4 separate regions of the Homo sapiens genome follow, and regions 1, 3 and 4 are each linked to region 2. A link is a loop called in an ENCODE intact Hi-C map of the cell type or tissue named here. Cell type or tissue: PC-3. All regions are shown on one strand. Region 1 has its middle 71 kb from the start of SNRK. Region 2 has its middle 57 kb from the start of POMGNT2. Region 3 overlaps ANO10 (anoctamin 10). Region 4 has its middle 68 kb from the start of ABHD5.

The links. A loop is a pair of places that touch in the nucleus more often than their neighbours do. Peaks named below come from ENCODE experiments on the same cell type or tissue, not always from the same donor. Only the 100,000 strongest peaks of a DNase experiment are listed, where the experiment ranks them.
Region 1: a loop joins it to region 2, with 6 times the contacts of the local background. A loop is called at or near these places in 18 of 110 quality-filtered maps.
Region 3: it touches region 2 in a loop (8-fold over the local background); 3 of 110 quality-filtered maps call a loop at or near these places.
Region 4: a loop joins it to region 2, with 5 times the contacts of the local background. A loop is called at or near these places in 4 of 110 quality-filtered maps.

Annotation. Positions count from the first base shown.
Region 1 is chr3:43,211,291-43,219,290 of GRCh38, forward strand. No RefSeq gene overlaps it. Among named protein-coding and RNA genes, the nearest start is that of SNRK, 71 kb to the right of the region's middle. In PC-3, CTCF peaks have their summits at 4,601 and 4,801; DNase peaks (open chromatin) are centred at 2,081 and 3,551; H3K27ac peaks cover 2,969 bases.
Region 2 is chr3:43,158,947-43,166,946 of GRCh38, forward strand. No RefSeq gene overlaps it. Among named protein-coding and RNA genes, the nearest start is that of POMGNT2, 57 kb to the left of the region's middle. In PC-3, a CTCF peak has its summit at 3,343; a DNase peak (open chromatin) is centred at 3,365; H3K27ac peaks cover 1,672 bases.
Region 3 is chr3:43,461,537-43,469,536 of GRCh38, forward strand. All of the region lies in intron 11 of ANO10 (anoctamin 10), which reads right to left. Among named protein-coding and RNA genes, the nearest start is that of SNRK-AS1, 110 kb to the left of the region's middle. In PC-3, no CTCF peak of the experiment used is centred here; a DNase peak (open chromatin) is centred at 3,745; H3K27ac peaks cover 2,085 bases.
Region 4 is chr3:43,755,329-43,763,328 of GRCh38, forward strand. No RefSeq gene overlaps it. Among named protein-coding and RNA genes, the nearest start is that of ABHD5, 68 kb to the left of the region's middle. In PC-3, a CTCF peak has its summit at 4,376 (motif pointing left); a DNase peak (open chromatin) is centred at 4,213; H3K27ac peaks cover 1,201 bases.

The DNA.
Region 1 (8,000 bases), 52 kb after region 2:
ATTAAATGCCATGTGCAGATTTTAAAGCCATGGAGATGTACAAGCAGCCCAAAACTCAAATTTGCCCCACAGCTTTTTCCTAGCAGAGCACTTTCCCAGCAGCTACTGCCTTTGGGCCTTGACATAGCCTTGGGGATGGGCAACACAAATGTTATCCAACCCGTTGGCAGGTGAGGCAGGTCAGGCCAACACAAGTTGAGGGGCCCGTCCAGAGCAACAGGTGTGGGGACAGAAGCCTCACCTATGACCCTGGCTCTTCCCATCTGAACAAGTTGTTAGGAAGTGAACCTGGAGCCTGATCCTGGATTTCCGAGTCAAGATCTGGGGTATGTTATTTAAGCATTTCAGACCCTGCCTTCCATGGTATATCTGGCAGAGCCTACAAGTGTATTCTATAAATCTTAATGGAACATGTGCAATGTGCCAGGCATGTTCGAGATGCTGGGGCCACAGCTGAGGAAGGCAGACAAGGTTCCTGCCTTCGTGGGGCTCACATTCTGGAGGGGACAGGCAGGCAGATCATAAACAAGTAAACAGATTAGTAAGCATGTAGCAGATGGTGACAAGTACTGGGAAGCTAGGGACAGAAGGTACAGGTGGAAGGCGGGGCTGCTTTATGGAGGGTGAACTGAAGCTCTTTCTGGAGAGGAGATGCCTGAACAGCCAGCCTAGTGTCCCATGTGGGGTTCCAGCTTTTAGGCGGAGCAGCTGCGGTGCTCCAAGATGGGACAAGCCTGGTTTTTGAGGGACAGCAGTGAAGTTGACCAGTTGGAGAGCAGGGATGGTCAGAGCACCAGGCACCCTCAGGGCATGGTAAGGAGTTCAGATTTTATTTAACGTGTGATGATGATGCTGGTGGAAAGCAAGTCTTAGCCTAGGTTCTCAGCTTCTTCTATGAAGATCGAGGTCACAGACTGGGCAGAATGGAGAGGACACAGAGGCCCTCATGGACTACCATGAGCTGGGCCATCTCTTGAATGAGCTCTGGAAGGGGTCAGGTGAGACACCTGGCCACTGCCTTATATACAAAGTTGGGGTCCTAGAGCTTGGATTTTTCTCAGGATATAAAATTCTATCTTCCTTCAACTTTATGTGCTTCTATGGGAAGCTACTGAATACCCTGATAAGGTTTCAGACCCTGCAACAGTGATTTGCAGGCCCTGAAGGCCGTCTAACTCAGGCTTGGATGGCCCAGTCTACTTATGCCTTCCTGCCAAGAAAAGATAGCCCAGTCCTGACATGGGGATGAGCAGAGCTGGGCCCTGGCACAGTGGCCGAATATTCTATATACCTATTTTCTTGGATTTGGAAGGTCAGTCTGGCACCTTGTTCAGGGCCAGATGAAAACATTTGGACCAGTGGTTTTCAAACTGTGGTCCCAGGCCAGCAGCCACAGCACCAAGTGGGAACTTGTTAGAAATGATAAAATTAGAAACTTAGGGGTTTGAACTCAGCTCTCTGTATCTTAACAAGCCCTCCAGGTGATTCTGATTCTCAAGAAAGTTTGAGGACCACTGCGTTAGAAGAAAGCTGGGCAGGTGGTTAAAACAAAATCCTCCTTTTGATGAGACTTGGCTCTCAGTGCAAAGTCAAAGCAGGGCAAAAACAGAAAAACTCTTCAGGGCACCAGGATGCGTGATGCACTGTCTGCCAAATACCTGACCAACCACAGAACCTGATATCTGAGGTGTAACTTTTCCATCCAGCAAAACTCTGTGGTGAAACAGATTGATAAAGAATAAACTTTGGCTGTTTCTCCCAACTAGATGCTGAGGCCCTCGTTTACTCTTGGTGTACTCTAGATGCTACTGTGTCATTCATTCATTCTCACACTCATATCTGTTGAAGACACAGAGATAATAAAATCCTATCTCCACTCTCAAGTAGCTTGTATCAAGAGGAGGAGTGTAACTTGTGAATGAAAAAAGTGACAACGCAGGGGAATAAGCGATTGCAAGCGAACTCTGGTTTGGAGTTGAGGAGTCATGGGGAAGGAGAGAGGGGGTGTCAGCCATGCCTAGAGGAACAGAAACACAGGAGTGTGGCAGGGGCTAGTCTAGTTCAACCAGCTTGGTGGCTGAGTCATTTCACAACATCACCAGGTGGGAAAACTTGAGTTCACATTCCCACATCCTCCCTGAGAACAGACTTGCCTGTAGGTCCAAATACACCTGATGGTTCCCCATGGACCTCCACGAACTCTGGAGGTGCTACCACTGGCAGCCCCGGTCCCCAAAGAGCTGACCAGGGGCTTTTTTCCCAGCTCCTCTTTTGACGGGGGCTCTTACTGACTGATTGGCCAACTCCAAAGCCCAGCATCCCCTTCTCAGTCCTGTCTCACTTCTACATCAGAATTTTGTCCATCTGAAAGTACTTTCCATTGAGCAAGGCAGGACTGGGAATAAACTCCTGCCCATAAAGTCAACACTTGAACCATTCCAGTCCTTAGCATCTAGACTTAGCAATTCTATTCAAACCTGCAGCATGGCCACCTTTGATAATTCAATCATTCAAAGCTATTTATTAGCCAGGGCCTGACCCAAATGTCCATCTGAGTCATCCTGTTACTGATGGTTAATAATTATGCTGGAATTTTTAGCCTCACTAGTAATCAACAATGCAACAAAGAGCTACTCTTTTTCACCTGTCAAATTAGCAGTGCTTTTTTTTCCGGAGAATACTCAATGCCAGCCAGGAGGCTGTGAGATGGGTTCCTTCAACACTACCATTAGTAAAATAAATGGGACATCCTTTCTGGAAAGCAATTCAACAATATGTATCAAAAACTGCTTAAATATTAAAACTTATTAACTCTGCAAATTCATCTAAAAGTTTAAAGGAAATAGTCAGGGATTTAGGCAAATATTTATACTGCTACCATTTATTACGCTGAAGGGAGTACACCATGTGCCAAGCACTTAATACATAAATTATCTCCCACACCAACAAAGATGTCCACAAAAGCATTGTTTTTAATAGTAAAAAATCATAAACAAGCTACATTTACAAAAATAGAGAATGCTAACACAACTTAGAATTAGTCCATAGAACATAATACTACACATTAGAAACTAGGTCTTTAAAGAATGTTAAATGCCATGGGGAAAGTGCTTTTATATACAACATAATTCTAACTTATGAAAGATATATAACAAATATACATGCATTAAAATAAAGAGAAATAAATAAAAACACTAGTAGGTAGTATAGGACTTTTTCAATGCTTTCTACATTTTCCTATTTTTCTACGATTGACATACATCCCCTTTCATGATGAAAAAGTTATAAAAATGAAAACACGCACACACAAATGTGACTTCCCCCTGGGTGTAAGGAACTCCTTTATCTCATTCTCCCTTCAGACAGCTGCCTCCTCATCCAGCCCTGGTGAATCCCTCACTTTGTCTGAGTGTTTCATTTTCTCTTTGCGAAATGGGCACAATAATCCTGGCCTCTCTACCGCCTAAGACAGTTGTATGTCACAGTGACCTTCTGCTAATAAAACTCCAGGTAAACACTAATTACCGTTGCTACTAACACACTAATGCTTTCTGGGAGTGGTGAGTCACACTAGGCTCTCATAAGGAAGGAATGGTCTCCGGGGACAGGATTTGACATGAAGACTCCTCTTGCCAGAAGACTTCTGCCTGTATAGATATCCAAGAGAGACTGGAAGGTAGAGTGGTGTCTCCATCAGCTATTACTGAGCACCAAACAACCCAAAACCTCAGTAGCATACCCCTGAGCATTTGTTACTTGCTCACACATCACAGATCAGTGGGTATTTGGCTGATCTTGGCTTGGATCAGCAGGGTTGTGCCCCAGGCTGCAGTTTGGTCCAGATCTGTTCCACATGCTTGTCATCCTCCGAGGACCAGCAAGCTAGCTGGGGCATGCTCTTCTCATGGCAATGGCAGAGGTAGAAGAGGACACACACAGTCCCACAAGCACATTTCAACCCCTCTGTGCGTCACTTCTGCTAATATTCCATGGTCAAGCCCAAAGTCAAAGGGTGGGGAAGTATTCTTCCAAAGTTGTGAAAGGATCAGCAAAGTTCCATGGCAAAGGGTGTGGATGCAGCAAAATATGAAGAATTGCGGCCAAGAACTCAATGTATCACAAGGAGGGTGGAGAAGGTAACATGAGCCACAAACCTGTTATCTGACTATCCAGACCAAAGGAAAGGAGGAAAAGAGATGGAGAAGGGATGGGCTATGACCTGTTGGAGGCAGCTGGGAAATTTCTTCTGTAGGTTCATTCACTCATGCAGCCAACAGACATGTATTGGGGTTTGGGCTTAGAGCTTGGTGGGGCTCTAAGTGATACAGGTGAGAATGAAGGCAGGACTCTATTCCCTCTAATTGTTTTCCTAAAAAACTATATTTCCAAACCTGTAGCCTACAGCTATATTTAAATGCACTTTAGTTTTCAGCCTTCTTGTCTCTTGTGTTGCTATGGTTTTAAAAGGTTGAGTGTATTTTTATAATCTCAAGACCATATCTCAAGCACTTCTTCCATATGTAAATATCTTTATGATCTGAGTTCTCTCTGAGAAGAAAAAAAGGATGTGTCCCCAGTCTGGACCACAAGGAGGCATCTGACAGTGCTGTAGACTGGGATGGTGGGTTTGCTGAGTGCCTGGGTCCACTTACCAGGACAGCCCCTAAGGAAGGTGGCGGGTAGCAATCCTACAGATGTGCACATGCAGGAGTAACTGAGGAGATGCCTCTGCAAAGACAGCAGAAAAAAACAAGAAAGGTTACAGAGACAGCATCAAGGGTCCAGAGCTGGGAGGCAGCTAGCCATGTGCATGCTGCAGGCTGTCGCTCTGGGTTAAGTGGGGTAAGACAAAGGCATGAGGAAGAGTTGCTTACCAGGAAGCAAGTAGAACCAGATGACAGATAAGTGGGTAGGGCAGAGCCCTACAGTGCCGAGCCCCCAACAGTGTTCCTTTTACATTTTTCTGTGCCAGGGCCCAGTTTTAACAGGGATGAATGAACAGGGCCAGCCTAGGGCCGCGAAGGAGCTGAATGCAACCTGCAATCCTGAAATATGGAGGCTAACATAGACCAAGGGCCCTTTTGCCTCACAACAGCTGGAGAGTCTGTGTTAAGATTATTCTTTTTAAATGGAACCGGATGACCCAGAACAACTACAGAACAGGAATCTCTTTCTTCCTCCAAAAAGAAACAAGTATGTAAAACAACAACAAAAAAACAAAACTAGTGTGGAATTTTGCATTATACCCATCAAGAATCAAGGATTGAACCCCAGTCTAATCATGAGAAAAAGTCATCAGACACATTCCCAGACACCTGACCATCACTCCTCAAAATCATCAAGGTCATCAAAAACAAGGAAAGTTGGAGAAACTGTCACGGCCAAGAGAAGCCCAAGGACAAATTATGATTAAATGTAATGTTGAATCCTGGATCGGATCCTGGAACAGAAAAAAAGAATTAGGTAAAAATTAAGGAAATCCAAATGAACTATGGACTTTGGTTAATAATAGTTCATCAATAGTGCTTCATTAATTGTAACAAATGTGCCATACTAACATAAGATGTTTATAATAGCATAAACTAGGTAAGGAATATATTGGAACTCTCAATAGTGTCTTCTTAATTTTCTATAAATCTGTTCTAAAAAATAAAGTCTATTTTAAAAAATCTAAGTCAAGGGTCAAGAGCATAGATTTGGAAGCCAGGTTGCCTAGAGTCCAATCTCAGCTCCTCCTCATCAGTTGTATAACTGTGGGGACCAGTCACTCAACCGTTCTGTGCCTCCGTTTCCTCACAGTGCAATGGGAATAACCATACTAACTACTTCCGACTGTCATAGGGACTAAATGAGTTAAAACTTATGAAACTCTGGAAGAGTGCCTGGCGCCAAATAAATACATGTGTTTATTTCATATGTAAATGAAACTAAAGGTACAGGTTCACTTCAAATATTCTGTAAAACAGGAGGAAGTAAACATTAGCTGAGGTTTTTTTTTTTTCTTTCTCTCTCTCTCTTCTTTAAAAAAAAGGAGAATGCTTAGGGCTTGGTGTGGTCTCCACTGTGCTACAACTCCCCCAGCTCTGCCCTCCTCCCTTCAGCTTAGCTTGAGTTCCTCTCTTCCTGTGCTTTCTACGCTTTCTTCTTAAGGATTCTCATTCTCTGCTAGGGTCAGAGGAGATGACGCAGCCTGGAATCCTCTTGCCAGAGACCATATTAGCACAAGTAGATCTACTGCCTTCTCCCCGAGAGCATCTTTCCAAATCTAGGATCCAGCAATAACCCCCAGATACCTCCAATCCCACCATCTTCCTCCAGATGCCTAACCCCAGGCCTCAGACCATTCATCTGCCTCTCCTGCCTGCACTGACACCCTTTCAGCTGGAAGCACCTTGGTAAGGAAGGGAACGTTACCACCCAACAGGATGCTTGGGAAATGCACATGTTCCTCATTGCTCAGGAAGAGGTTCTCCCTAAAGAACAATCCTGAAACTTGCCCAAGTGGCCGAAAGCTTGACATGGGTCATCTCCCTGTGAACATCTGGAAAAGAGCCTCCATGCAGAATCTGACTAAGGCATCTGCGGTTTCCTTCAGGCAAGACCTTGAATTCCTGGAGCATTTCCTTTTGCTACTCCTACCGCACCCCCTTTCTGGGGTTGCTGGGTAAAATAAAAGCCAAACACTGCAACATGTGTCAGCAACTGAAAACCTAAAGCTACAGGATAAAGCTGAGTCTACCAACACTATTCCTCGCTGGCCGCCCCCCTTCTTCTAAAGAAGCATATTGTCAAAAATTCTAAAACACTAGTGAAGGAGGTCATTCTTATGACCCTCATTTTACAGGTGGGGAAACCAAGTCCTTCTTGGTTTCAAGACAAAAAAGAAAAGAGATTTCAGGTGTGTTTCTTATTTGGAGAATGGGGTTGCACTTCCTCATCCATGCTCTATCTGGGGTTATTGTGTTTGCTTTGTTTTTCTTTACTTTTCATCAGGCCAGTACTTGGCAATGACCTACATAGACCACATGCTTAATAATAATTCAAGCTTTATTAGCACCCAACCTTCAAGGGCCTCTGGGGATTTGGCAAAGAGCAATATTTATGAAATAATCTCCTTGTTGCAAACCAACATTCATGCCTCTGGGGTGGCCTTTGAAGAGAAGAAACTGCAGGCTGAGAATGTTTGACATGGCAGTCACATGTCTGGCTTTTTTTTCTTTTTCATTTTTGATATGGAAATGTCTGAGACTACAGCACATTTTCACAGGTTGATATTTAAGATTTATATCAACTAGTATGGCTCAGGTATCAACCAATTAAAAGAATGTTGGTCAGGGTACCCAATCAAAGCCCCACTGGCATCCTCCCACCCCCAGTTGGCCAGGCATTGCCCCTTAAGTTGCAGGATTAAGGGAAGGTCCAGAGAGTTCTGAGGAAGGGTCTAGGTGGTCATGGTGGTGGGAAGATGGCTATACCAAGTGATATGGAAATAATTCAGTATCTACCTAGCTATCAACCTCAAATTCATACATATTCTCAATTCCTACAAAGTACAGATCCACAGCACATGGCTGAACACAGACTTGTCCCTAGGTGTACATGATGGTTAACTGTGGCAGGTGTGTTTGGATTCAGGAGACTTGAAGATGTCGTTTTGCTACATCTCACCTCCCTTCTGGGCCGCTGGAACTGGAAATGAAACTACAGGTGGGTCAGGTGAGTGGATAATTGAAATGAACAGATGTAGGAAGAACAAGAGAGTAGGTGCAAGTCACAAATGACAGCCTGAAATGGTCCAAGCTGGGGAAGCCCAAGAGGGTCTACAAGCCCAAAGAATGAGTGAGGAATCAGACCTAAGAGATAGGGCAAAAAAAACAGGGCAGTTGCTGGCAAGATCCTAAGACAAGAGAGTTGAGAAGACCAGAGCACAGTGAAACAAGTGGGTCTAAAGCCACTGCTTCAAAAGCCCTACCATAGCATTGCCATGGGAAGTTTGGTTA
Region 2 (8,000 bases):
CGGTGGGCAGCTGGCTCTGCTTGGAGGGGCTTCCTCTGGGTCCATGCCTTGTGCAGTGTTGTCACAGAGCTTGGAGGACTGGCTGGCTCTTGCTGCAAGAGGGCAAGGGACACAGGCTAGCAGCAAGGGGGCTGTGGCTTGTGACTGTGTCCACAGAGCCTGTACCCACCCCCAACCCCAGAATGGTCTTCCAGTCCCCAAAGGACAGAATCGGAGTTGTCTTCAGCCATTTCAGACACGCCATTATCTTGAAAAGAAGGAGATCTGGAGTTATGCATCAGATATTCTCCCCAAGACTTCAGATAGCACATACGTGCCAAGTTTAAGGCAGAAATCTTCCCTTCTTAAACTGTAACTATCTGAAAACCCTGTGAGAGCTCAAAGCTTGAGACTGTAGGTTTTGCAGTCAGGCAAATATTGGCCCTGCCCCAATGCTATGTGCTCTAGGGTTCCTCACAGGCCCTCTCTAAACTCAGACCTGAAAGATGATGCCAGTCTGAAGGAACAGATAGCCAGGGCAAAGCCCCTAGCAAAGAAACATGCTCAGGTTTTCAGGGACCATTTGTGAAAGGGGTAATTAAGGTGCTCCCTCCTCGGCCTGCTCTGATGTCATTGTGACCAGCTGTACCTCCTGCTTCCCCTGCAGCCACCCATGGCCCCACACATGGCTTGCCGCATCTGGAGGTCATGCAGCAAGCCCAGTGCTTCTTGGGAGAGACGCACCTGGCCCTACCCCAGGGGCTGTGTCACCTCCCAGGCAAGGCTCTCTCTCCCACAACCAAGACACGGTGTTCCCTACTCTGCTTTAACTCCCACTGTGACTGGTTTTGTCGGGGGAGAGAGGATGCTTTACAAAATACTTATCTTTATGCTTTGATTTTACAGCAGCAAAGAAAGTCACCTTTGGGCTCATCTTCCAAAGACAACCTTCCAAATTCTTGAGTGTATTTCATTATTGCCTTTTTTATAATAAATATTTTTCCATGGTTGAGAAATCACATTTTTTCCTCTTCCTACCAATTCATTTATTTTCTTGGCCTGCCACTTCCCATAAAAGGTGCAACATATGGTAGAGGAATTTTCCTCCACCTGGGGTTTTGGAAATAATTCAGAATGGTTCTTTGGCTTTTGCTGGCTAGAAGAATGTGTGTTTTCTTTTATGAAATCTGCTACTTAGAATCAAGGGTCATAAAACCGAATATAATCTGGGAAGACAGATTAATTTTTGTTATAGTAAAAACTGCTTCTCACAAAGGAATGCTGAAACATGGACACATGCGCTTCCGGAACCCAAAATGTTCACAGTAATTATGTCACGGTGCCTTTTCTTCCTTTTTTCCTTATTTGTATTTTTTCAGTCTTTTTTTTTTTTTTTTTTTGACGGAGTCTCGAACTGTTGCCCGGGCTGGAGTGCAAAAGCACGATCTCAGCTCACTGCAAACTCTGCCTCCCGGGTTCAAGCACTTCTCCTGCTTCAGCCTCCCAAGTAGCTGGGATTACAGGCACCCACCACCATGCTCATTTTTTGTATTTTTTTTTTTTTTTTTAGTAGAGATGGGGTTTCACTATGTTGGCCAGGCTGGTCTCGAACTCCTGACCACATGATCTGCCCTCCTTGGCCTCTCAAAGTGCTGGGAATACAGGCGTGAGCCACTGCCTCCGGCCCAGTCTTTCTACAAAACATGTCATACTTGTATAATAAAAATATTTTTAAAATTCACTAAAATAAGGGGGGAAAACAAATAAAAGGCAAATCCAGTTAAGTGTACTATATCTGGTATGTTACAGGATGATAATAGATGTTTCGTGAAGAACTAGTCCAGTGATGAAATAAGTTGGGAAACATTGAGTTAAACAAAGCTAATTGGATTTATTCCCTGCAGGACTTCTCAGAGCCTTTAATATCCTGGTGGGCCTTATGATCTTTAAGAGGGTGCTATACCTAGTGATGTTACCAGGCTTATCTCATCTCTGAATCCCCATTCTGAGGAATATCTCTCCAGACTGATTATCTGTGGAACACTCTGGAAAACCCTGTTGCCAAGCTCTGACCATGTGCAGAATCAGGGAAATGCTCAGGTCTCATTAGGCCAAGTTCTAATATGATCTGCAGAGTTGAATGAAGCCTTGTTAGGTTGGGAAATTTGAGACCACATCAGCTATTAAATGAGAAACACTGCTGAGATCTCACTGGCAAATTAAGACATGTGGCCAGGTCAATTATGGATTTTCCAATTACAAGATTTGGAAAGGTAGAAAGACATTCCTGGGCATTTGGTTAGTAGGATCACTGAGCTTTTGGTTCAGCACGGATGATAAGACTTGGATAAACAGAGGGAATTCCCTGAACCCCAAGGGAATGAAATATTGTGTTAGCTTATTTTGTGTTGTTATAAAGGAATACCTGAGACTGGGTAATTTATAAAGAAAAGAAGTTTATTTGACTCACAGTTCTGCAGACTGTACAAGAAGCATGGAGCCCACATCTGCTTGGTTTCTGATGAGGCGTCAAGAAGCTTTTAGTCATGGCAGGAGGGAAGGGAAGCCAGCATGTCACAGGGCGAGAGAGTGAGCAAGAGAGGGAGGAAGAGGTGCCAGCCTCCTTTAAATAGCCAGCTCTCCTGTGAACTAAGATTGAGAACTCATTCATTACCATGGGGAGGGCACCAAGCCATTCATCAGGGATCTGCCCCCTTGACCCCAACACCTTCCACTAGGCCCCACCTCTAACACTGCGGATTACATTTCAACATGAGATTTGGAGGGGACAAACATCCAAACCATATTAAATATACTTGCAAATAAAACAGTCCAAAGAAGCATAAAAGGGATAATGGAGAGTGGGATCAGTGGACAGATCAGGGCTCCCTATATGCACTCAAGCCTCACCAGCACAAGGGCTGGGCCTCCAACTGCCAAATCTGCATCTCTTTGCCTGAGGGCTCCCTCTGGCCATTGGAGCCCGCAATGAGCAGCAGGCCAGAAATGCATAAGCACTGATGTGCGGCAGCTTGAAACCAGTGACTGGTGGGAACTGGCGAACAAACACCCCAGAGCATCCCACCTTGTAGGCAGGATGGTCCTGATGTGCACTGGCTGCAATGGCTCCCGGAATTCCTCAAAGGCTAAATCTCCAGATGCCCATAGTGGCCCCTGGTTTGATAACACACCGTTGGTTGCCTGCCTTCCTGTCTCTGTCTTACTTTCCCTAGGAAACAAGGTAAGTTCTGCAGGAGTTTCTACTCTGGCTAGAAAGCCTGATTTCCTGGGTTTTCATGATTCTTCAAGGCGAGATTTGTACCACTGCAGTGAGTTAAGAACAGTTTCATTTTATTTCTGACAGAGGGCAGCATTTCGTTTTCTTTCACAGAGAGATGTATTCCTGGGCTTGCAAATGACTCTAGCTCAAAATAAAGAAAAACAAATTGAAATAAGGATTTTAATCACTGTGAAGGGAATGAAAGGCTGTGTCAGCGTTTCCATGGTAAGTGCCGTCTTTCAGGGATTTATCATCCCAGCTGTAAAAATATGCTTTATGCTAGGATTTGGCAAGAGCAACCCTCAGTCACTTAAAACCTATATATTATTAAAGATTCTACTTTCAGTCAAGTCAGAAACGTGACTCTGTATAAATGCCACAGAATGCTCCTCTGACCCTTGTGACTGCCAACTGCTGCCTGCCACATTCCCTGCCAAACCAGCTCAGCACTGAGAAGTGGCAAAGGCACAGCAGCTGGACCTCCCCAGAGGATGCTTTGCGTTCTGGAAATGGTTCCGCTGAGGAAGAGGGCCTGGTTCTTTGTGGAGGCTAAGTGCGGCCTTTTGGGGTCTCCTGCCTAGGGGTCTGTAGGTGGCTGTTCTCTGAGCACTGGCTCACTTGCTCCCTCTCCCGCATCCCAGGTCCCAGGGCTACTCAAGGGGAAGGGGATGTGTCAGCACAGCCACACATCACCCTTGGCCCCTTGGCTCGGGATGCCGAAGCCACTGCAGACAGCATAAGTGGAAGAAACTCAGGTTGAGCTGACAGGAAGTGTTAGACTTGTGCTGATTTTACCTGGCAACCCGAACTCCCGTGGTGTGAGGGGAAGAAAGGCAGCTAGGTCAAGTTAGCAGCCAAAAGAGAAAGCAAAACAGGGCTCAGTCTGAATTTTTATGTCACATCACATAAAAGCCACCTCTGCTTGGCTTTAAATAAGACCAAATTTGCAGAAACTGGTATGTCCTTTATTCGAAATAGGGTTGTGGAGGTGGGGCGGGGGGCTCTTTATGATAAGAGCAGAATGTCACTTTTTACGACCCAAGATGAATCCTTAGTGTGGTGCCAGTGGTGTTTATCAGGTCTTAGGCATTAGCAATTTAATCTTTCCCCTAACACAGCAAGTGGTGCATACTCTGATTTCCATTTTCAAAATGAACAAATCGACACCCAGAGCTTAAGGAATTCACCCTTATGAAGGTCTCATGGAGAGTCAATAAGGAGCAGGCACTTAAAGGCATATCTTTCTGACTCTAAGTCATGGGGCTCCATATATTGCACTTGGGAGCAGGCACAAATTCTTCTCCCAGGAAACAGTGCAGGAGCAGGGTTCCAGGGTTCCACCAGCCCATCTCCTCACCCATCCCCAGGTGGTGGGCATCCTGGCACAGTGCTCAGTGTGCCCCAGCCCTAGCAGATTTCCTGCTGTTGAGATAGACAATGGCTGCAGAGGGCAGGGCTAGGAGCAGTGGCTAAACTCTAAAGCGTTTTGATTGCTAACATTTTTTGAGTGGTTACTGTCTATCAGTCACAGTTGGAAGCACTGTATATCTGTTACCTCTCTTAGAACCACTCCCAGCAACTGTCTGAGGTAGGTAATAGCATTGTCCCCATTTTATAGGTGAGGAAACTGAGGAGCAGAGAGCTTAAATAACTTGCCCAAGGTCACATAGCCAGTAGAAAGTGGAGGTGGGATTCAAGCTCAGGCAGCTTGACTCCCCAGACCAAACTGAGGACTGGTGTCCTGTGTGGGTAGCAGGAGGTGAGGGTTGAGGAGGGTGCACTTCACCAACCTCTGAATATTCACGCAGGGGCTAGGTGTTCATTGGTAACCCAATCATAAGTGGCTGGGCTGGACAGGACTTCAAGCCAGCCAGTCCCGCCTCTCATCTTCCTGTTGACCGTGTTGATTCTGTAAGAGGCAAGGGCTGCCCGAGGGTATCCTCCTGTTCTCTAGGATGCGACACTCTAGGCAGAGCCAGAGTGGGATCCTGAGTCTCCTGGGCCCCCTGTTCCTGCAGGAGACACGATCTTGTGATGGAGTCTCCCATGAGCAGGGTAAGGCAAGTTCCTCCTGTACTTTGTCCCCATGGTGACTCAGGTGAGATGGCCCCTGAAAAGCTGTGACTGGGAGAGTTACATTCAAAGTCTGGGCAGGGCTCCTGCAGGCTATCCTGCACCCCTCGGACAAGCCAGGTTGACTTCCCTCCTCCATCTCTCAGTCTGGAGAAGGAAAGAGATAACAAATAGCTGGGGGTGAGATGGACGTAATTAGCGGTTCTAGAGTGCATCATAAAGCAGAAAAACCGATTCCTGTTAGGCTGGGAGTGCCGTCTGTGCTACCCCAGGAAAATGGGATCACACAAGCAATTGTACAAGGCAATAACACCCCTGATGCTGAAGCTGTAACATCTGTTACACCAAGACATTTTGGTTATGACTTCATCATGCATTTCTGAGTTGGTCTGAGACAGTTTTTCATTGGCACTTAGATATATTGGTTTATAAGGCAATAGTGGAATTGAACCTTTCAAAGAGTTCAGGCTCTTCATGGGGGATGTGGTGGGGGAGAATGAGGGAGATGGGAGGAGACAGGAATAGAGAAAAGCTATAATATAAACAAAAGAAGAGCAAATAGTGGCAAATATTGGAAAAGATATTTATTCTCACTAGTAATCAAGGACATGATAATTCAAACAAAAAATGATTCTTTTGCATATCAGACCAGCAAAGACGTAAAAGAATGATCAAACCCAATTCTGGAAAGGAGTTGAGCGTGTTATTGAAGGGACCACACTGTTATTACATTGCTGGGGTATAAAAATTTCAAGCATTATCTCCTTGATCCAGCATGAAAAATTTATTTAAGAGTAATCAGACAAATGCTTAAAGGACATGTGTACAAGAATGTCTACAGTGGTATTGTTAGACTAACAAAAAAGGATAAACTGCTGAATGTAAATTAATAGAGGACCAGAATGGCAGAGTGAGAACCTTCATAAATCTGTTTCTTCATAAAAGCAATGAAAACACTGGCAAAAAATTGTTAAAATTAACTTTTTCTTAACTCCAAAAATCAACCAAAAGCTTGCAACAATACAAGTTTACTTAAGAAGAACTACTGAACCTCCATAAGAGTAGCAATTTATGGCTTTACTTTGTTTTACTTTTTTAAAGACAGGGTCTCACTCTGTCACCCAGGCTGAAGGGCAGTGGTGCAATCATGGCTCACTGTAACCTCAAACTCCTAGGCTCAAGCAATCCCCCCACCTCAGCCTCCCAGGGAGCTGGGACTACAGGCCCATGCCACCACACTTGACTAATTTTTTTAATTTAATTTTGTTTTTATAGAGATGAGGTCTTGCTATATTGCCCAGGTTGGTCAGTTTATGGCTTTGCGACCTGACCTACTCCCAACAATCACTGCCTAGCTCTACTGTAACTACAAAAACTGGCAGCCTTGGAGCTACCAGCTGGGGTTTAGAACATCTAAAAAAAATCCCATCCCTAAAGCATCCACACTAAAGAGCAGGCCAAAAATTTAAAAGAAAGATTTAGGAAATGAGATGTCCATAACACATTTTGAAAAGTTTTGACAGATCCCTGGCAATCCAGAAAACCACATGCATATCCAGAACTATGCACATGCCTAGGAAAAAAAATGAAAGGGCCTCATCTCTCATCTCTGGCTTACCTCGAAGCTCTGCACAAGCAAAACAGGAAAGCTACGGCTGAGGGGTAAACTGCTTGTGTATTGGAAGCATGCCTCAACACACACACAGTCCCTTGGGAAGGATAGAAGACTTATTGGTTCAAGGAATTTAAACTAACTTCTGACCAATAATTAACTGACAACTAAGCTACTGAGTAGAAACTTCAGTGGCCACACACTACAAGGAATACAGACTTCAGAGAAGTAATCCGGGAAGGTCACTCAGTAAACAGTAATAACAACAATAAATCCTGGGAAGAGAATAAATCTGATTTTCAGACTATCACATCATATTATCTAAAATGTCTAGTTTTCAACAAAAATTATAAGACATGAAAGAAATGGAAAAGTATAGTTAATATCCAGGGAAAAAAGCAATTGGCAGAAACTATTCATAAAGGAGGCCTTATATTGGATCACCAAATGAAGACTTTAAATCAGCTATTATAAACATGTTCAAAGAACCATGTCTTAAGGAATAAAGAAAAATATTACAATGTCCTGCCCCAAATAGGTAATTTCAATAAAAAGACAAATATTATAAAAAAGAACCAGGTGGAAATTCTGGAGTCAAAAAGTACAATAGCTGAAATGAAAAATTCATTAGAGAGGCTCAACAGCAGGTTTTAGCTAGCAGAAGAATGAGTAAATTTGAAGATAAGTCCATTGAGACTATCCATTCTGATCAAGAGACCGAAAAAAGAATAAAGAGAAATGAACAGAGCTTCAAAAACCAGTAGGAGTCCATCAAGTGTACCAATATATGTATAATAGAATCCCAGAAGGAGAGAAGAAAAAAAGTGCAAAACACTATTTGAAGAAATCATGGCTAAAAACTCAAATTTGATGAAAAACTTTTAATCTACACATCCAAGAAGCCCAATAAACTCCAAGCAAGACAAATTCAAGTCAATATACACCAAGACGTAACACAGACAAATCTTGGAAACCGGAAAAAAAAAGGGATTCTTAATAAGACGAATAACGGACTTCTCATCAGAAATGAAGGTCAGAAGGCAGCACAATAACATA
Region 3 (8,000 bases), 300 kb after region 2:
GCAAGTCATCCCTGTGGTGTTCTCATGTTAGTGAATAAGTCTCACAAGATATGATGGTTTAAAAAAGAGGAGTTCCCTGCACAAGCTCTCTCCCTTTGCCTGCTGCCATTCATGTAAGACGTGACTTGCTCTTCCTTGCCTTCTGCCATGATCATGAGGCTTCCTCAGCCATGTGGAACTGTAAGTCCAATTAAGCCTCCTTCTTTTATAAATTGCTCAATCTCGGGTATGTCTTTATCAACAGCATGAAAATGGACTAATACAGTAAACTGGTACCAGCAGAATGGGGCGCTGCTGAAAAGATACCCAAAAATGTGGAAGCAATTTTGGAACTGGGTAACAGGCAGAGGTTCGAACAGTTAGGAGGGCTTAGAAGATGATAGGAAAATGTGGGAAAGTTTGGAACTTCCTAGAGACTTGTTGAATGGCTTTGACAAAAATGCTGATAGTGATATGAACAATAAGGTCTAGGCTGAGGTGGACTCAGATGGAGATGAGAAACTTGTTGGGAAGTGGAGCAAAGGTGACTCTTGTTAGGCTTTAGCAAAGAGACTGGTGGCATTTTGCCCCTGCCCTAGAAATTCATTTAACTTTGAGCTTGAGAGAGTTGATTTAGGGTATTTGGTGGAAGAAATTTCTAAGCAGCAAAGCATTCAACAGGTGACTTGGGTGCTGTTGAAAGCATTCAGTATTTTGTTTGTTTGCTTTTCGAGAGAGAGGTTTGCTCTTGTCACCCAGGCTGGAGTGCAACGGTACGATCTTGGCTCACTGCAACCTCCGCCTCCCAGGTTCAAGTGATTCTCCTGCCCCAGCCTCCCAAGTTGCTGGGATTACAGGCACCCACCACCACACCTGGCTAATTTTTTGTATTTTTAGTAGAGATGGGGTTTTGCCATGTTGGTCAGGCTGGTCTCGAACTCCTGACCTCAGGTAATCCACCCACCTCGGCCTCCCAAAGTGGTGGGATTACAGGTGTTAAACCACCATACCAGGCCTAGCACTCATTTTTATAAGGGAAGCAGAGCATAAAAGTTTGGAAAATTTGCAGCCTGACAATGTGATAGAAAAGAAAATCCCATTTTCTGAGGAGAAATTCAAGCCAGCTACAGAAATTTGCATAAGTAATGAGGAGCTGAATGTTAATCCCCAAGACAATGGTGAAAATGTCTCCAGAGCATGTCAGATGGGAGGCAGCCCCTCCCATCACAGGCCAGGAGGCCTAGGAGGAAAAAGCGGTTTTGTGGGCCAGGCCCAGGGTACCCATGCTGAGTGCAGCCTAGGGACTTGGTGCCCTGTGTCCCAGCCACTCCAGCCGTGGCTGAAAGGGGCCAATGTAGAGCTCAGGCCATGGCTTCAGAGGGTGCAAGCCCCAAGCCTTGGCACCTTCCACGTGGTGTTGAGGCTGTGAGCACACAGAAGTCAAAAACTGAGGTTTGGGAGCCTCTGCCTAGATTTCAGAAGATCTATGGAAATGCCTCGATGTCCAGGCAGAAGTTTGCTGCAGGGGCGGGGCTCTCATGGAGAACCTTTGCTAGGGCACTGAGGAAGGGAAATGAGGGGTCAGAGCCCCCACACAGAGTCTCTACTGGAGCACTGTCTAATGGAGCTGTGAAAAGAGGGCCACTGTCCCCCAGACCTGAGAATGGCAGATCCACTGACAGCTTTCACTGTGCACCTGGAAAAGCTGCAGACACTTAACACCAGCCCCTGAAAGCAGCCAGGAGGGAGGCTGTACCCTGCAAAGCCACAGGAGCAGAGCTGCTCTTGCATCATCGTTACCTGGATGTGAGACATGGAGTCAAAGGAGATTTTGCTATGAAGAGAAAATAGCTTGTGGATTGAAAGCATTTATAATTAAAGCTTAAAACATGACCTAGATGCTTACATTATACAACCCCAGGTGCCACAAAAGTGTACTTATGCTCAATGCTAAGTACCTACCTCTTGCATTACCTGTATGTGAGACATGGAGTCAAAGGAGATCATTTTGGAGCTTTAAGATTTTACTGCCCTGCTGGATTTTGGACTTGCATGGGGCCTGTAGCCCCTTTGTTTTGGCAAATTTCTCCCATTTGGAATGGCTGTATTTACCCAATGCCTGTACCCCCACTGTATCTAGGAAGTAACTGACCTGCTTTTGATTTTAGAGACTCAGGTGGAAGGGACTTGCCTTGTCTTGGATGAGTGGACTGTGGACTTCTGAGTTAATGCTGAAATGAGCTAAGACTTTAGGGGACTGTTGGGAAAGCATGATTGGTTTTGAAATGAGAGGATGTGAGATTTGGGAGCAGTCAGGGACAGAATGATATGGTTTGGCTGTGTCCTTACCCAAATCTCATCTTGAATTCCCATGTGTTGTGGGAGGGACCCGGTGGGAGGTAACTGAATCATGGGGGCAAGTCTTTCCCATGCTGTTCTCGTGATAGTGAGTAAGTCTCATGAGGAGTTCCACGGCACAAGCTCTCTCTCTTTGCCTACTACCATCTATGTAAGACATGACTTGCTCTTCCTCGCCTTCCGCCATGATCATGAGGCTTCCTCAGCCATATTGAACTGTAAGTCCAATTAAACATCTTTCTTTTGTAAATTGCCCAATGTATGTTTTTATCAGCAACCTGAAAAAGGAATAATACATCAATCCTACACAGCCTCTCTCTGAAAAAAAAAGGAGGGGACATTCATGAGGACAGTATTATTCTGATACCAAAACCTGACAAAAACATTTCAAGAAAAGAACACCACAGACCAATATCTCTCATTGGTATAGACGTAAAATTCTTTAGCAAAATATTAGAACATCAAATCCAGCAATCTCTAATAAAATATGGCCAAGTGGGATATATTTCAGAAATGCAAAGTTGGGCTAGGCTTGGTGGCTCACATCTGTAATCCTAGCACTTCAGGAGGCCAAGGTGGGAGGATCACTTGAACTCAGGAGTTTGAGACCAACCTGGTCAACATAGCAAGACCCTGCAGCTACAAAAAATTAAAAAATTAGCCAGGCATGTTGGCACATGCCTATAGTCCCAGCAACTTGGGAGGCTGAGGTAGACAATCACTTGAGTCCAAGAGGTTGAGGTTGCAGTGAGCCATAACTGCCCCACTGCACTTCAGCCTAGGTGACAGACAGAGACCCCATATAAAAAAAAATGCAAGATTGGTTTTACATTAGAAAGTTATTTAATATAATTCAACACATTAACAGAATAAAGAAGAACAATGATCCATCATATCAATATATACAGAAAATTTTTGACAAACTTCAGTAGTCATTCAGGATAAAAAGTCTCAGTAAAATGGAAATAGAGGCAAATTTCCTCAATCTTAAAAAGATACTGAGAAAGAGAGTCACTAACATCATACTTAATGGTAAAAACTTAATTGCTTTTTCCTTAAAATCAGGAACAAAACAAGAATGATAACTTTTACTAGTTCTATTGAACATTCTGCTGGAGATCCTAACCAGTGCAATCAGGCAAGAAAAGTAAACAAAGAACCTATAGATTATAAATGAAGAAGATAATTTGTTTTTATTTGCAGATGATGTGGTCATGTACAGAGTAAATCCTAAGTTTTACCCCATATAAATAAAACTATTACTAATAAGCAAATTTTTCAAAGTTTCAGGATAAAAGGTCAACATAAAAAGCAATTTTCTTCCTGTCAGCTGTCTTGCATCACTTAACAATGGATATATATTCTGGGAAATGTGTCATTAGATGATTTTGTCATAGTGTAAACATCATAGACAGTATTTACACAAACCTAGACAGTCTACCACACCTAGGCCATGTGGTATAGCCCATTGCTCCTAGGCTACAAAAATGTACAGCATGTTACTATACTAAATACTGTCCCCAGCTGTAACACAATGGTAAATATTTGTGTATCTAAATATATATAAACATATAAAAGGTACAGTAAAAATGTGGTATTGTGAAACCCTGTCTCTACTAAAAATACAAAAATTAGCCAGGTATGGTGGCAGGCACCTGTAATCTCAGCTGCTTGGAGGCTGAGGCAAGAGAATCAATTTAACCTGGTAGGCAGAGGTTACAGTGAGCTGAGATCACACCACTGCACTCCAGCCTGGACAACAGGGTGAGACTTCATCTCAAAAATAAATAAATAAATAATCTTATGAGACCACTGTCATATATATGGTTCATTACTGATTGTAATGTTGTTATGCAGCACATGACTGTACCAGCAATTAAAATTGGAAATGGATATTTAGGGATGAATACAATATGTACAAATTCTGTCAAATAAATCTATAAAATATTGTTGTGAAAAATTAAAGAGGACCTAAATAAATGGAAAGATATACAAAGTTCATGAATTAGAACATTCAATATTGTTAAAATGTCAGTTTATCTTCTCCAAATCAATCTAATGAAATGCAGTCTCAAAAAGTTTTGTAGGAATCAGCAAATTGATTTTAAAATTCCTCTGGGAATGCAGAGAATCCAGAACGGCAAAACAACTTGAAAAAAGAACAAAGTTACAGGACTAACACTATCTGACATGAAGAGTTAAAACAACAGTAATTGGGCTGGGCATGGTAGCTCATGCCTGAAATCCCAGCACCCTTGGGAGGCTGAGGAGGGTGGATCATGAGGTCAGGAGATCAAGACCATCCCGGCCAACATGGTGAAACCCTGTCTCTACTAAAATACAAAAAATTAGCCAGGCGTGGTGGTGCGTGCCGGTAGTTCCAGCTACTCGGGAGGCTGAGGCAGGGGAATCGCTTGAACCCGGGAGGCAGAGGTGGCAGTGAGCCGAGATCACTGCACTGCACTCCAGCCTGGTGACAGAGCAAGACTCCATCTCAAAAAAAAAAAAAAAAAACAAACAAAAAAACCAGTAATCAACACATAAGAATATAGATATATAAATGGAATATAATAGAGTCCTGAAATTGAGACACACATATATGGCAAGATGAATGTAGACAAGGTGCGAAAGTAATCAATGAGAAAAAAGGGTCTTTTAAACAAACGACTAGAGTAACAACTGGATATTCATATAGGAAAACAATGAACCTTAACCTCTCTCTCATACTATAAACAAAAATTAACTTGAAATGGATCATAGGTATAAATGTAAAAGTTAAAACTGTAAAACTCATTGAAGAAAATCTTCAGGACCTTAGGGTAACCAAAGATTTTTCTGACAAGACATAAAAAAGCAATAATCACAAACACACAACGAGAAACTGTACTTTACCAAAAATTAAAAATTTGTCTTCAACACATTATGTTAAGTAAATGAAAAAGCACATCATACACTGGGGAAAATATCTGCAATATATGTATTATATTTGACAATTAACTTGTGTATTGAATATGTAAAGAATACATGAAACTCAATAATGAAAAGATGGTGCAACAAAAATGAGCATAAAACTTTAACAGAATGTTCACAAATAGTATGCTAATAAACACATGAAGAGATGTTCAACATCATTAGTTGCCAGGGAAATGCAAACTAAAATCACAATGAAATATCAATGCATCTATCAGAATGGCTAAAAAAACTAAAAACTGACAATGGCAAATATTTGCAAGGATTTAGAACAACTGGAACTCTCAATCATTGCTGGTTGAAGTTTATGTAAAATGTTAAAACCACTCTATAAAACAGTTAGAAAATTTCTTATAAAGTTAAATATATACTTATCATAAGACTCAGTCATTCCACTAAAGTATTTACCCAAGAGAAATAAAGACATATGCACATGAGAAATGGGTACAAGAATGTTCACTGCTGCCTCATTCATAACGGTAAAAATATGGAAACAACCCAAATGTTCATTAATGGGTGAATGGATAAGAAATCTATGGTATATTCATACAATGGAATAAATATTTAGCAATATAAAGCAACAAGCTACATGCAATGACATGGATGAATCTCAAAAGCATTATGCTAAATAAAAAGCCAGATATAAAGAATACTTACTATGTTATTCCATCTATATGAATTTCTGTAACAGGCCATTGTCATCTGTAGTGACAAGAAAGCACTTCAGTGACAGCCTGTGCTGGGGAGTAGAAGGGACTGATTGCAGAGGGGAGGAGGAAACTTTCCAGAGTGATAGAAATGTTCTAAATCTTCTTGTGGTGGTGATTTTGGATGTATACAATTGTTGAGACCTATCAAGCTGAACATTTAAAATGGGTCCTCTTTATTGTATGTAAATTATACTTCAAGAAAGCTGATGAAGAATAGTGCATAAGGTATAATGCAGTGATCCTTCCTTAACTCTTCTAATTTTAACTGCAACAGTAATAAATACAATGTCAGACAGAGAGATTCACAAACCAAATTGTAAAGACAATTAAAAGAAAATACAAACGAATTTAGAGTTTTCCAGTCAATTTATAGCTATGAAACTACATGGAAAAACACTGACACTTTATTTAGCTTTCATCACAGTGATGGAGTTCTTAGCATTGAGCATAAGTACTCTTTTGTGGTGCCTGGGGTTGTATAATGTGAGTATCTAGGTCATATTTTAAGCTTTAATTATAAATCCTTTCAATCCACAAGCTATTTTCCTTTCATAGCAAAATTACTTTCCTGCTTTGGCCATAATGTCTAATAATTTTTAGCAGTGATTTCTTATGTGTTTAAAAAATTGCTGTGGGCACAATGCTGGTAGGTGGGTAATCCTTAAGGATTTCACAAAGTGGTCTACTCTACAAGTTGGTTTCATAATTTCCACAACTATTTCAGTCACCATGGCATCCCCAGTGTGCAGCACAGTATTGACACATGGGCCCTTGGGAAATGCTGAAAGGCTTATCTCTGACCCAAAACACTTTCCTGTAACAGAAAGAGCCCTGGAAGGATGGAAGCTTCCTGTGAAGGAGTCAAAGAGTGACAGAGCAAAGGCTGCACCAGTGGAAGAACTGTCACCATATGCCTGGTATGTGTGCACATGGCTTTCTAGGACTGTACAAAAAAACAGTGAATTTTCGGGATTTCTGGAGCTCACATAAACTTTAAATGTAAATCAAGCTTTACAAAGTTCCCACAGCACCCAATGTTTCACCTGTTTTCATGAATGCATCCAGGCTTCAAACTAAACAATCTCAGCAGGTCAGACTGTGGTGGTGGTAACTCAAATCTCTTCCCTAAACATCTCAGTGGGTTTTCTTTTTTTTGTTTTCTTTTTTTTTTTTTTGAGACAGAGTCTCGCTCTGTTGCCCAGGCTGGAGTGCAGTAGTGCGATCTCGGCTCACTGCAACCTCCGCCTCCTGGGTTCAAGTGATTCTCCTGCCTCAGCCTCCCGAGTAGCTGGGGCTACAGCTGCATGCCACCAAGGCTGGCTAAGTTTTTGTACTTTTAGTAGAGACAGGGTTTCACTGTGTTAGCCAGGATGGTCTCAATCTCCTGACCTCGTGATCCACCCACCTCGGCCTCCCAAAGTACTGGGATTACAGGTGTGAGCCACCACGCCTGGCTGGATTTTCAATCCTACATCAATTAGCTGCTTTTTTTTTTTTTTTTTTTTTTGAGATGGAGTCTTGTCCTGTCACACAGGCTACAGTGCAATGGCACGATCTTGGCTCACTGCAACCTCCACCTCCCAGGTTCAAGCGATTCTCCTGCCTCAGCCTCCAGACTAGCTGGAATTACAGGCACACACAACCATGCCCGGCTAATTTTTTTTTTGTATCTTTAGTAGACATGGGGTTTCACCATGTTGGCCAGGCTGGTCTCAAACTCCTGACCTCGTGATCCACCCACCTTGGCCTCCCAAACTGCTGGGATTACAGGCGTGAGCCACCATGCCCGGCCTAATCAGCTGCTTTTAGTGATTTGCCCCGCGGACAATTCCTTCAGGTTTATATTGATTTCATCTCCTACTGATTCATCAAATTAACAGGACTTGAAGGCACATGACCTGTCAAGAATCTTTCACTATTCTCTTTTATAATATTCCAGGTCCTGTTCAGTTGTTTCATTAATTGCACTGTTAGGAGTGAAAA
Region 4 (8,000 bases), 600 kb after region 2:
GAGATGAAACCATCCCTTGATATAAAGATGGTTTGAAGTAGAAGGAAAACCTCCCTGTGCAGGGGTGAGGCTGGGTTGGAAGAGAGTTGGAGGCTAGGGAAGTGTTGAGTGAAGGTCCTTCCTGGGACTCATGGACTTCAGCATTTCCAGGGAGACAAGGTGAGTGGAGTTTCAGGCATACCCTAGAGTGTGTTCTTTTCTACCTGCAATATTCATGAACAAGAACACTATTTTATTTTTCCTGTTCTAGGGAAAATTCTCCCAAATGGTGAGATAGGGAGAAAAGCCCTCCTCCTCCCTCTGGCCTCCACCCAGGCTCAGGTTTTTTGTTTCAGCTGCAAGGGCTGTGGCTGGTATCTTTTCCCCTTCTCTCGGTGAGTGGGAGGAGCTGCAGAATATGTTAATTCACACACATCAAAGATACACAAAGACCCAAATGACTGCAGAAAAGAGAACAACAGGATGCACAGAGCCTTAGCCTAATCAGTTAACTTACATTCTTTGCATAGAGGTTTGGAAGAAAAAATAATTACCAGGCTAAGGAAAGCCTTCCTAGCTTCCAAAATTCCAATGACTTTCTCCACCAGGATTATGCTGGGATGTGGCAGAGGGCACACCAGAGTCTGTAGGGCTTCCACGCAGGATATTCAAGTCTCAGGTGGTCGGCAGGCACAGCTTTCACAGCCAGGCCTTGCTTGGGACTCGGCCCCCGAGCATTGGTGAGAATTCTATTTAGGTCTTCCGTCTTTGCACATTTATTATTACTGGTTCTGGTGGGGTGGTTCTCTTTGAGGCAGTTTACACCGTGAACCTGAGTTGAACTCAGGCTCTGGCACTTACAACCAAGTGACCTCGCAGGTCTGTTTTCCCAGAAGCAGACCACTAGATAAACCTTTGCACGAAAGTGTTTCATTGCAGAATACTCCTAGGAAAATACAATAGGGGGACAGGAGAGTGGGGCCAGGAAGGGAAGGAGGCCAGGCAGGGTGCAAAGGGGCAGCATCGAACACAGTCCCATAGAAGGAGGAGGAAAGGCTCCCACTTGGCTCAATTCTGGTGGAGCTCTGGGGTCAGTGGAGACCACACCTGAGTGTGCCTGTCAAAGGCAAGGGAGCTAGAAACATTTATAGCCCTGCACCCAACAGTCTAAGGTTCAGGGCTTACCTGGCACACCTAAATTCCCAAGGACCCCAGACTCTTGTGGGTAGGCAAAGTAGACCCTGGTAGTCAGAGGCAGCTGTTCTCAAAAGTGACAGAAGCCAGGCACATGGGAGTTGTTGTTCACAACACTTGGGCAGTGGCTGAATCTGCTACAAGTGACCTCAAGCAGTTGACTTAGTCCGTAAGACCCATGTGAAAAACGGGGATTATAATGTACCCTCTTCACAGGATTGATGTAAGATCAAATAAGATGATACATAAATGTAAAGCACCCTGACAATTACTGCTCAGACATGGTGAACTCTCACTAAATAATACTATGATTATGCCGAACAATGGCACAAATTTAACTTCTGGATCTGTAGCCTATTAAGTCAACCCACCTTTCTCCTGTCCCCATGAAAGGCATGGCTACTCCATCCTGAAGGACCCTTGCCTTGTCATCCTTGTTGGGGCTGAAATCCTGGTAGCCATCATCAATCTACCTGAGCTGGATGGGAAGTGAAACCATTTACCTGCTCTGAAGTGGAAGGAAACCCTCCCTGTGCAGGTGGCCCGGTTCCTGCTCCCTGAGCCCTTCAGCATGGCTGTTCCTACCTGCCAGTGTGGCTCCTTCAAAGGGTTCCATGCTGAGAGGCTGGCTGCTCATTTTGAAGATGTGGATACCACTCAGATATTTTTGGAACTTGACTTTAAAGCCTGTCTAGTTCATGGAACAGCAACGTCAATCACTTTTTACTGAGCATGTACTACGTGCCACACATTCTACCAAAGGCTTGCTAGGCAATAGTTACTTAATGTTCACAGTACCCTGGGAGGTAGGTGCCACTATCTCCATTTAAAGATTTCCCCTCAGGGATACTGAAGTTGGAGGTCTTAAGAAGCTTCCTTAAAGTCACACACTCAGGAAGAGGCATCTTGTCTACCTCCTTAGCCCACGTTTGGAGTCATGTGCAATTAATCCACTCACTCCTTAAACCTATGCATTCCCATTTGTGCGTATCGAATTTTATAATTATTTCTAATCTGCCTCTAAGATTTAATAGAGGTTAAGCTTTCTATGTGAGCTCACTCTTTCTTTCCTTCTTCTTCTCCTTCTTCCTCTTCCTCTTCCTCCTCTTCTTCTTCTTTTGTTGCTTTAATAAAAGTGTTTAAAATAGCAGTTACCAGAGCTGCTGTTTTCTCTGCCTCTTTCGCCACCAGCCCACTGCCCTCATCACTGATGTTTATCTCGTGAGACCTAGGCCCCAGTTCTTTGCATTTAGAGGAGACAGCCCACAGTCCTGCAGATCTGAGATCTTGCAGCCTTTTTGCAATGACTCTCAGTTCTTACATCTTACATGAGAGTCATAATCCTAGGTCAAAGGTCAGTTCTTACAACTTTCAGTGAGAGTCATAATCCTAGGTCAAAGGTTTTTGGACTCCTTCCTCTCTTAGAGCTCTTCTGCAAATGATTCTTATTTGTGCTCAGCCAAATGTGCCTGTCCTGAAGGAGACAGGTACAGGGAAAAGAACAATGACTGCTTCTGCCTTGCTTGGCCCCCTGGAAGTGCAAAAAAGCTTAAGGTGTCACCAGCTCTGCAGTCCACACCAGCCTCTTCCTTGCCAGTTAATGGCATCTGTTCACCAACCAGCAGCAACCAGCTCATACCTCAGCCATTCTCCTTTCTTTTCTGCATTCTGAACACCAAGTGCAGAGACTCTGCACTTTTTCCATCTTCTGCACATGATATTTTCACAATGTACCAAAGTTCATTGTGGGCAGAGACTGTGTCTTAGTAAACACTATAAGAAACAGTGTATAAAGCACCAAGACAAAATTAAAAAAAAAAAGAAAAAAGAAGAACTAAGATATGGGCCCTACCTATCTGGAAGCCAGGTTTGCTGACCAAAGAACTCCCCCTGTGCCAGAGAGACAAGTCAACAGTGATGCTTGTGGAATTCTCTGGTCCCACCATGTTCCTGATTATCCACAAGAATCCTCCCCTTCAGTAGCAGCTGTGGAAGGGGGCCCATGCTGCCATGTAACCTTGGATGAAGTTTGCTCTGGATTAAGGGGCTGTTCTGGAGATTTATCAACCTCACCCCCTTCCAAATGGAAAGTGTTTTTGAACTTGCCTTGCTTGAATTGCATTATTGTATTTAGGATGTGTTAGTGAGGACTGTTGTTACAATCAGGTTGCAAAATTATGAGGAGGAAACACAAGGCTTGACTGTTACAGAACCAGGGAGAAACAGATTCCACTGGAGATTGTGGACTCTGAGAAAAATGGTTAACAAGGTCATCTCTGGGTGTAGTCACACAGCTGTGACTGTGGGTGTCTCTCACGGGTAAGTGCATGTTTGCACTTTTAGATCTTGGTAAATGCAGGATCCTTTAAAAATGTGCTATGAGAAGAAGGATGTGTGAGCCTGGCAGGCACAGAAGTGGAATGAGTGCACAGGTTTCCTGGCCCGGTCTGCCTCGGCCACTTCCAAAGAAGTTGCCTTGCCCACAGAACAAAAATAGAACAATCAGCCTTTACCTTCAACAATTGAAACCAAGGATGCAGATGTCGCAGGTGACTGGTGTGAAGCCAGGAGCCTTGTTACAGAGGCCTGGGTGAGGTGAGCCAGCAGGGTAGGAGGGCCAGGGGAGGAGGGAGGAGAGGAGAGTGCTATTTGGCTTTCTGAGGGCCTTTTTTCCCTGTAGTGGTGGAGCTGCCTCTCTTCCTGCTGTTTTTCCTGGGCAGCTCCTTCCTTCCCATAAACTCCCCTTCCTGACCAGTAAGAGGGCTTCTGATTCTTGTAACCCCTGACTAGGGCAAATGCCGGCCAGCTTGACCTTCCAGGCTTTCTCCACCCTCTCCACCAAAGGCATGTCCATAAATGCTTCAAATTCCTGAGTGCAGGGACTGTGGTGCTTCACCCTCATCCTCGCCTCGCAGACTGTCCTGGGTCTGGCTCATAGCAGGAGTCCCATGGCTGGTGAACAAACCGTGACTCTCTGGAGCCACATCATTCTTCCTGTAAATCAGCTGCCACCTGACCAAGGCCCAGAATAGTCCAGGCCCATGTCATCCCGAGCACTCTTGTGTGGAAAACAATGAGCCACAGAGGTGCAGAGGCAGTTCACCCACTGCTGAGTGTGCTGAATTCTGGCCTCCGTTGAATGTGTGCTGATGACACATGCCATCTTTTAAAGCTTGTAGAGCCCCCTATTGTCCACAGGTACAAACACAAAGCATTCTGATCACCCTGCAAAGCAAAATGAACCCAGGAGTGGGTGTCATAACTGGATCCTAGAAGCAGAACTCCCCAGTGGGTGTGAGGACCAGTAGCCTCAGAATCTCCTGGGGGATTGGTAGAAATGCACATTCTTGGGCTTCCCCTGAGACCTGCTGGATCAGAATATGCATTTCAACAAGATCTGCTCCCACTTCATCCCCATTATTTACTTGCATGTTAAAGTCTGAGAGGTGCTCATTCAGAAACACATTCAGCTTCATAAACAATATTTCTAAAGTTCTAGATACTTTTCATGTTAAGAAGAAAGAGTAGCACCCCCATGCTCATGCCCATGACAGAAGGGGGTGCCATGTGGTCGTTCAGAGTGTGAGCCTGGCTTCAGAGCCCACTGCATGACCTGGGTGGCCTCCTAACTTCCCTTAGATTCAGTTTCCTTATCTGTAAAATGAAAATAAAAGCAGGAACTACCCCAGAAAACTGCTGTAGGGATTAAATGAGAATATACATATTTAAATAGCTTAGGACTAGGTCCTTACTACATGTGCGCTACTATTATTTTGCATCATCAAAATAGTTGCCATTTAGTAAGTGTTTGCTGTGTGTTAAATACTGTGCTAAGCACTTCATACCACACATGGAGGTATTATTGTCTTCCTACTGAAGAGGAAACAGAAGGTCAGAGTGGATCAGGATCTTGGACTGAGATCTTGGCTCTCGAAGGCTAGCCGTGCTCTTACCCCCTAAGTCATGTCACCTGTTGAGGTCTATGGTATAGCTACAAAGGGGCCAACCAAAGAGGGAACCCATTTCTGTATGTTACGTTAAGACACAATGTGACACAAAGTAACTCACAAATTGCCTGTGTATATCCTTTGCCAGTTTTTATTTCCTCTTTGCTTTGTATTATTCCATCCATGTGAAACACCATCAACAATGCCAGGCCCTTTGTAAGTATTCAATAAATATTAGCCATTATTTGGAGGAGTTCTCTATGTATTCTTTATACCAATCCGTTTTCAGTTACATCCATTTCAAATATCTTCTCCCAGTATGTGGCTTATCATTTTTTACATAGTGTTTATTGCACAAAGGCTTTAAATTCTAATATTGCCAGATTTATCCTTTTTTTTTTAAGGTTTGTGTTTTGCATGTCTTAATTAAGAAATTTTTACCCCATGGTCATAAAGATACTTTTCTATGTTATCATCTAATGTTTTAAAATGTTACTTTTCTCATTTAAGTCTGTTTTTAAAAGCACCCCCGCCGCCACCCTTTCAAATGTGTTTGGAATATGTCCTTACATATGTATATAATCTTGTAAAATACATACATCTGCCTTGTGTCTGTTTTTAATTTACATAATGGAATTTTGCTACAAATCTCATTCCGTTTCCTACTTTTCCTACGCCACATGTTGCTCTATAGATTCTGTGTTTGCTTCTAAGTGCATTGTCACAGTTTACTTATCCATTTCCCTACTGAAAGATACCAGACTGCCTCCAACTCCCCAACAGAAAAACAGTGCAATATACCACCTGGTACTTTGTGAGAACTTCCATGGGACTGATGTGCTCAGGGTGGATTTGTTAGGTGTTGAAGCCAGTCAATGGATTCTGAATTTTGTTAAATGTTGTCAGAAAGATCTCCAGAGAGGTGGTTCCACCTTATATCTCCTAGCAGTATAGGTCCTCACTTACCCACATTTCTAACTTTTGCCCTTCCTGTGGATAGAAGAGCACATCTCATTTGAATTTCAATTCCTCAGATCACTGCTGATCTGGAGCTTCTCCTCCCATACTTGTTGGCCATTTGGTCACTTCTCCTGTGCATTGCCTGATGACCACTCTCTATTTCCTGTTGAATTTTTGTCATTGTTGATTTGTAGTAGACACATACTTGACAGTCTAGATAGTCATCCTTGGATTTTTGATGCTGCTGATACCTCCTCACTGTTTCATATTAGCTAAGAATTTCTTTCTGTGTCCTTCACTAAACAAACATGCCATACACACACACACACACACACACACACACACACACACACACAGTCAAAACTGTTAGCCGAGCACATACTATGTGCTGACACCACTAGGTACTTGTCTTAGTTTGGGTCCTTGTGAAGCTAATCTTGAGGCAAAGATATTGGTGTAAGTGGTTTATGTGGGCAGTGAAAGTAACACCTTAGGGAAGTGGGGAAGTGACCTACAGAAGGGAGGTGAGCCAATAAATGGTGTGTTATGAAACAAGTTACCACTGTAGGTGACAACCTTAATTCTGCTGTAGAATTCTGGGAGCCAGTGTAGAACTTGCCACTTAGAGTCAAGTGTTTACATCCCAGCTCTGTCAGTCATTACTTTGGGGGACTGGGAGGGTGTTAAATACCCAGCACTTCAGGCTTACTGCTGAGGCAGCAAACTGGGCTCTAGCAGCAAAGAAAGGTCTCAGGCAAAGCAATGTGGGTGCCTGCAGTCCCCAACCACCCCACCAGGCAGGCTCTGAGATGATGAGGGCGAGGGGACATGGGCAGGGCACCAAGAAGGCTAGCGCTCGGGCTTTATGTGCATTATCTTGAACCCAGAAGTCAAACAAAAAATAAAACACAAAACAAAAAACCAAAGCTCTGATAGCTTATGAGGTATGATTATGCCCATTTTTCAGGTGTGAAATTGAGGGTTGGAGAGGTGAGGTAAATTGCATGAAGTTAGTGGCAGAGCAGTGATTCAAACAAAGAATGTGCATCAGAGCTGCCTGGGAGAGTTTATAGAAGGCAGAGTCTAGGTCTGGGATGAGCTCAGACTACATTTGAGCTCGGTCTACATTTTAATCACGTGTTTGATATAGGTATCTATGTTAGTTATCTATTTCTGTGTGACAAAGTACATCATTACTTGGCAGCTTAGAACAAAAAATGATTATCTCACACAGTTTCTGAGGGTCAGGAATCCAGCGTGGCTTCCCTGGGTGGTTCTGGCTCAAGGTCTCTCACAGCATTGGAATCAAGTTATTGGTCAATCCATTTTCAAGTATGTTCCTCCCTGCTGTTGGTGACGGAACCATTCACTATCTCGACTGTAGTGGCAGATATATGAACCTCCATAGGTGATAAAAACATAGAACTCAGCCAGGCGTGGTGGCTCAAGCCTGTAATCCCAGCACTTTGGAGGGTTAGACAGGGAGGATTGCTTGAATCCAGGAGTTTGAGACTAGCCTGGGCAACATGGTGAAACCCCATCTCTCCAAAAAAAAAAAAAAAAACCCCAAAATTAGCCAGATGTGGTCTCGGCTACAAGGGAGGCTGAGGTGGGAGGATCACTTGAGAATAGGTGGTCGAGGCTGCAGTGAGCCTTGATTGCACCACTGCACTCCAGCCTGGGTGACAGAGCAAGACCCTGTTTCAGAAAAATAAATAAATTAATTAATAAATTAATTAAACAACACACACAGACACAAAGACAGAGAGAGAGAGAGAGAGAGAGAATGCCCAGGACATGTGCAACTGGGGAAATCTGAACAAGGGCCATGGTTTGTGTCAATGCCAGTCTCTTGGTTGTGATATTTTACTACAGTTTTGCAAGATCTTAACATTGAGTGAACCCAGGTAAAGAGTACAC